Linked DNA regions of Homo sapiens: region 2 is linked to region 1. A link is a loop called in an ENCODE intact Hi-C map of the cell type or tissue named here. Cell type or tissue: Caco-2. All regions are shown on one strand. Each heading gives the region's core, and the rest is flanking DNA. Links, peaks and the distances in the headings are about the cores only.

Region 1 (2,921 bases), core at 197-2,696:
CTAGAGAGATCACCTAAGATGAGGCTGAGAGCAGTCCAGGGAATTTGGACTTCTGGAATTGGAATTTGGTAAGTCAGCGTTTTTAGAATGAATTATAGCTAAGTGTGATAGATAATGAAATGAACAGAGTTCAACAGGTCAGAAAAGTGAGTGTGGTTTAAGAATACCCTTTGAAAAAGTTGACTTTTAAGCTAAAGAGGGATTATGGTAAGGGGTTATAAGGAGTAAAATGAGGGATGAAAGTACAGAGAGGTAAACTATGCAAGGGAGGTGTGAAGGCAATTGATTTAGCAAGTCCTTAGGGGGAAGCACTGGGTGACAGGAGAAGGTGGGCGGACCTCTGAGACTCATGCATGGCTTGTTTTGTAGTTAGTAATTTGATTAGATATAGGCTTAGAATCTTTTTAATTATTTAACGGTAAGAGGGGTTTGTAGGAGCCGTAGTAGTTGTGGGGAATGGTAGTGTTGCTGTGGCTTACGTCAACTGAAGGACATTTGGACAGTTTTTACCTATTAGTTTTTGTTATTTTAATAAAGGAACACAGGTTGAGACTGAGAGAATCAGTAGTCTGAAATTTACCTTCCTTCCCTGTAAAATGGGAATTAAAGCAGTATTTCTTATTTCACAGAGTTTTTGTAATGAAATTTAAGAATGCTTCTTTTTATGCTTCAAAAGCTATAAAGTATGGGGAGAGAGAATGCATGTGTAGGGTTGGGGGTATGTGGAAAATCTCTATTTTCTGCTCAGTTTTGCCGTGAACCTAAAACTGCTCCAAAAAATAGTCTGTTAAGTAAAACCGTAAAGCATTATCTAAACGTTAATTGCAGGGAGGTGGCATAGTTTCATTTGAACTTAGACTCTGAAGGCGGGGAATCTGGCTTTTTAATCTCACATCTTTTACTAGCTATGAGGGACTAGCAACTGCCTCTTAGTGTTATTAAGGACAAAGTAAGATTCCCTTTATAAACTAAGTAAAAATAAAATCCCTTTGTAAACGGTGGAGTTCTACATTGTTGTTATTTTCCTAATTAAGGTTTGAGTGTATTTAAAATGTGGAGGCCACATTTGTGAGATAGTTGCATTTTTTTGATTGATTTTTTTTTTCATTTTTCTTAAGAAAGTCAAATGCTTGTGTTTGTGAGCAAAAAGGAGGTTTTTAGTCATAATAATGGCAAAGTTGAATGTGTTTGAATGCAAGATGAGAACTGGTGATGAGTGGATATATAAATTATTATAGAAAATTCACTGGATTCACCAAATTTTATTGTTTCCTTTTTTTTCCAGAAGGTATTTCACTAGGGACTTTGAAAAATTAATTTATCATTACTTTCCCAAAGATATCAGGAGATATTATGTTGTTACAAGAAAAAAAGTTAGAAACTGAATAGAATGGAGTTGTTTAGTAATAAAAAATATTAAAATGAAATCCTCTAAATCATGTTGATATACTTCAGATAAGTTTCAAGAATAAGTTTTTGCAGGTGGAAGATGCAAGGAATTTGTACAATGCTTTGCTCTCTATTATTTTACACAAAGTCACAATAATATTTAGAGACTTTGAAGAAAAATGCCAATGCTGCAGATAACTGTGGCCAGTTTGCTCTGCAGAGAGAAGGTCACAGACTTGTCTATGGCTTTTTTCTGCCCCCTTGTGAATGAACGATTTTGGTTGGGACCTGGAGGGGCCTAGAGAAAGACTGTAAGTGACTTTTCAAAACTCTATCACTCCTTTCATAAAACCAATTCAGGAATTTGTGTTCTACCGGCAGATCATTCGAGTCACATTTCTATAAGAAGAATAGTGCTTTTCATTTTCATCTTCCTGTTTTTGTTATTATTTTTAATTTGTTTCAGTTTGAAAAAGAGTTTACCGACCACCAAGAAACTCAGGCTGAATTGCAGAAAAAAGAGGCAAAGATTAATGAGCTTCAAGCAGAGCTACAAGCTTTTAAGTCTCAGGTAAAATTCCACTCTGAGTGAATTTGGGTATTAAAAACACAGTGAGGGAGCAAAGGTTATGTTATATCTTCATAGCATCAAAATGTTTAAACTTTAATTTTGCTTGTATATTTTTATAGCATTATTTGTACTGTGTTTTGCTATTTTTTTGTCATTTTTTTCTATATGTATGTATATCTAAGCTTTTACTAATTAATCTGCTTTCTTATGTTTTGTTAGGGTTTTGTTCCTAATGTCACATGTTTCCTAAGTAATTCAGCATAAAGAGTAAGAAAATCTTTTACTCTCAGATTTGTTATTCATCACTGATCTTTATCCCACTACAAGAAATTATTGCTCAAGCTATTTATTTTTTAAAACCTTCAGCCTAGGGGTCCCTTGCAGTAAAAGATAACCTCTAGCTGAATGAGAACATTTTCTGATAATTTTTCAATTTCCAAAGTAAACAGATTTAAAACATGACAAAAAAGAGAGTAAATCTGGATTATGAAGCAGATAGCTCCCATGCACCCTCTACACATAAAACATTTAGATAGCAAGAAATACGTCATCTGCATGCTTTATGTGGATGTAAGTAAGGAGGTAGAATATTCATAGCTAAATTTCTTCATGTAGATTTACGTACAGGATGATGAGCAATAAGTATAGTTTTGCTATTTTCCTTTCATCTTAATTTACAGTTATGTTGAAATAGTCTCAGGTATACTATATCCTATCTTACTGGCAATTTTGTTTTCTTTTAAATGCTTAGTGGATAGTTTTGTTGCTGAGGCTGTCTGGAGATACCTTAAGAGATAGCTATCTGTTAGTATTCAATTTTAGAAAAAAATTAAAATCTCCTATCTACAAGAAAATTATTCTCATTCATCTTCTTTCTTTAGTGCTGCAAGAGGGAAGTATCACATTTTATTGAATTTTTTTTTTTATCTTTCCCATATGGTTCCTTGTCTCTCATATTGAA
Region 2 (2,921 bases), core at 243-2,742, 350 kb before region 1:
TTCCTTCCCTCCCTCCTTTCCTTTCTATTTTTTTTTTTTTTTTTGAGACGGAGTCTTGCTCTGTCGCCCAGGCTGGAGTGCAGTGGTGCGATCTTGGCTCACTGCAACCTCAGACTCCCAGGTTCAAGCGATTCCCCTGTCTCAGCCTCCCAAGTGGTTGGGATTACAGGCACGTGCCACCAGGCCCGGCTAATTTTTGTATTTTTAGTAGAGATGGGGTTTCACCATGTTGGCCAGGCTGGTCTTGAACTCCTGACCTCAAGTGATCCGCCTGCCTCAGCCTCCCAAAGTGCTGGGATTACAGGCGTGAGCCACTGCGCCTGGCCAAAGATTTATATATTCATCCATCCATTCCTTCATTCAAGGAGTCTTTAGGAAGCTATAATTCCATGCCTGGCAATGTGCAAGGTGCTGCCCCAAAGTGAGCATAATAAAATCCCCTTTGGAGTTTGGCGAGGAAGACTCACAAATAAACAGACACAAAACAATGTGATCAAGTGATACAGAAGAATACAGGATGCTGGGGAAAGAATGGAGTTTTCCTGGGGTTATAGAGAAGGCTGGAACATACTTCACAGACTGTTTCTTTCAAGGGCGAATAGAAAAGCCAAGATGTAAATGTATAGGTCCAGATGCTGACGTGTAGGAACTGCAATTCATTTACAATGGTCAGAACCTCAGTTGTCTATGGGAGAAGGTGGGGAGAAGGCTAGAGAATAGGCCCATGAAAGGCCTGCCATGTAAGAAGTCTTGGCTTCATGTTGTAAGAAATTCAGAGAAAGAGCTTCTAAACTTGGAAAATCCTGTGGTCTAAATGTTTCCATACCCTGAGAATTCATTTGTTGAAACCTAATCCCCAATGCAACAAAATTAAAATGTGCAGCCTGTAGGAGGTGATTTTTCAAGAGGGATTCACCCTCATGAGTGGGATTAGTGCCCTTAAAAAAGAGGCCTAAGAGAGCTCGTTTCCCCCTTCTACCATGTGAGGACACATAGAAGGCACCACCTCTGAGGAATGGGTACTCACGAGACACCAAATCAGCTGGCACCTTGATCTTGAACTTCTCATTCTCCAGAACTGTGAGCAATACATTTTTATTGTTTATAAATTACCCAGTCTAAGGTATTTTGTTATAGCAGCCCAAATAGACTAAGACAGAAAACATGGCCAACATTTATTAATGATGCCCAACACTCATTTCCAACTTCCTTCTTCCTTGCTCATCTCTCCCTCTCTAGAAGCTGGAAAAAAACAAAACAAAACAAAAAACAACAAAACAAAACAAAACCCATATATTTACTTTCCTGGTCTCCCTTGTAGCTTGCATGACCATGGACCCAGTTCTGGCCAACGTGACCTGAGAGGTCTCATGGGCAGGCTTCTAGGAAAGGTTTCTCTCTCCCTGATAAACAGGAACAGGCCTGTGGGAGGAGCTCTCTCACCACTCTGGCCTCACTCTTGCTTCTTGTCTTTAAATTTTGAGGCCCGAGAATGTGGTGCCTGGTGCTGCAGGGATGTCCAAGATAATCACAAAGACATCAAGCAAGTACCCTAAAATCTGGAGCTGCTGATCTAATCCTCAAATCATATGCCTCCAGGCTTTTGTTACATAAACAGTAAGAATTCTTATGGCTTAGGTCAATATCAGCTGGAGTTTTCTATTACATGCTGCCCAAAACATTTCTAAGAGAGTTAATAATTTGTAAGTAGTTACTAAGAATTACTACAATGTGGTATTCATAAATTAAATTAAACTTATTTTGGAATTTACTAGGGACTCTAAATTAACATTCTACTGGCTTTTAAACAAATTTGCAAACTGCTCACTATTTATACATTGCAGATACTTGAAATTCTTTCTGCTTTTTGAAAGTACCCTTTATCATCAGTGTATCAACAGTATTATGTTGGGTTAGTCATAATTTTCTTCACTACTAGTCTTACTCTTTAATTATATAGGACTGTTCACTTCATCATTATTAATCTAGTTTATTTTGCATTCTTTGGTTAAACTTATAGTGTAGGCTTATTTTCATTTGATCTATAAATTTCCAAATAATAGACTTTACTTCATGTATACATTGTGGTTCCAAATAGAGCTCAACAATGTTGCTACTGATAAAGGAGTAACTCTCAACAAAAAGTTATTTGTCCACGTTTCGTTGGTGTTAGGCTACCAGCGGATTTGTGATTTTTTTTTTTTTAACTTACAATGCTATCACGGTGTCATATTATTACTGGATTATTTTTAAGATTATCTATGAAATCATGCTTATATGTTACGAACAATTCATGTGTATTATGAAATGCAAATGTTTCCTAGTTTCCTCTTTTCCCCTTTCAGGGAAGCATTCTCCAATCTATAAGGGTTGCCAGGTTTGGTCTTACATTTCTTTGGAATACTCCTCTAAGACTGCCAAACAGCACTGCTAATCACCTCGTGGAACTGTGACCCACGGTCCACTCAAGAAGCTGATGCCGTCTTCCCTGAGGGCACCATGTTCCTTTGGTCTCTTTAAACAAGCACATCACACACAGCTAAATGTAGATTGCTCTAGTAGAGCACTAGCAGAGTAAAGGATAAGTTTCTAGCTAACATAAATTTTTTATTTTGTTATCAAAAGGAAAGACACCTTTTGATAACAAAATACCTACCTTCACAAAGAGGTCAGTCTTCCTTCATAGCTGCCTTTCCTGCACACAGAGGAAGTCAGGTCTCCTTACTCAGTTCTCTCCCTGTGGAACTCTCTTCTTCTGGGAGCATTACACTTCTTTACACAGTAAGAGACCCCATTTTCTGGGTTTTTTTTTCCATCATACAATACCCCAAATATAAAACTTCTGTCAGGTGGTAGGGGTCAGGTTCTATTTTCATGTGTAAAAATTGATATAGATTTTCTATTCTGAGTTTCTGTTCCTG

The links. A loop is a pair of places that touch in the nucleus more often than their neighbours do. Peaks named below come from ENCODE experiments on the same cell type or tissue, not always from the same donor. Only the 100,000 strongest peaks of a DNase experiment are listed, where the experiment ranks them.
Region 2: a loop joins it to region 1, with 5 times the contacts of the local background. A loop is called at or near these places in 1 of 110 quality-filtered maps.

Annotation. Positions count from the first base shown.
Region 1 is chr13:59,973,391-59,976,311 of GRCh38, reverse strand. DIAPH3 (diaphanous related formin 3) reads left to right here. Exons shown (of 28, transcript NM_001042517.2): 15 at 1,856-1,960. Among named protein-coding and RNA genes, the nearest start is that of DIAPH3-AS1, 38 kb to the left of the region's middle. In Caco-2, for the core only: no CTCF peak of the experiment used is centred there; no DNase peak of the experiment used is centred there.
Region 2 is chr13:60,328,304-60,331,224 of GRCh38, reverse strand. LOC105370228 (a long non-coding RNA gene) reads right to left here and starts at 2,800. Exons shown (of 3, transcript XR_942002.3): 1 at 2,657-2,800. RefSeq lists a silencer at 1,457-1,526. In Caco-2, for the core only: CTCF peaks have their summits at 1,205 and 1,409; a DNase peak (open chromatin) is centred at 1,464.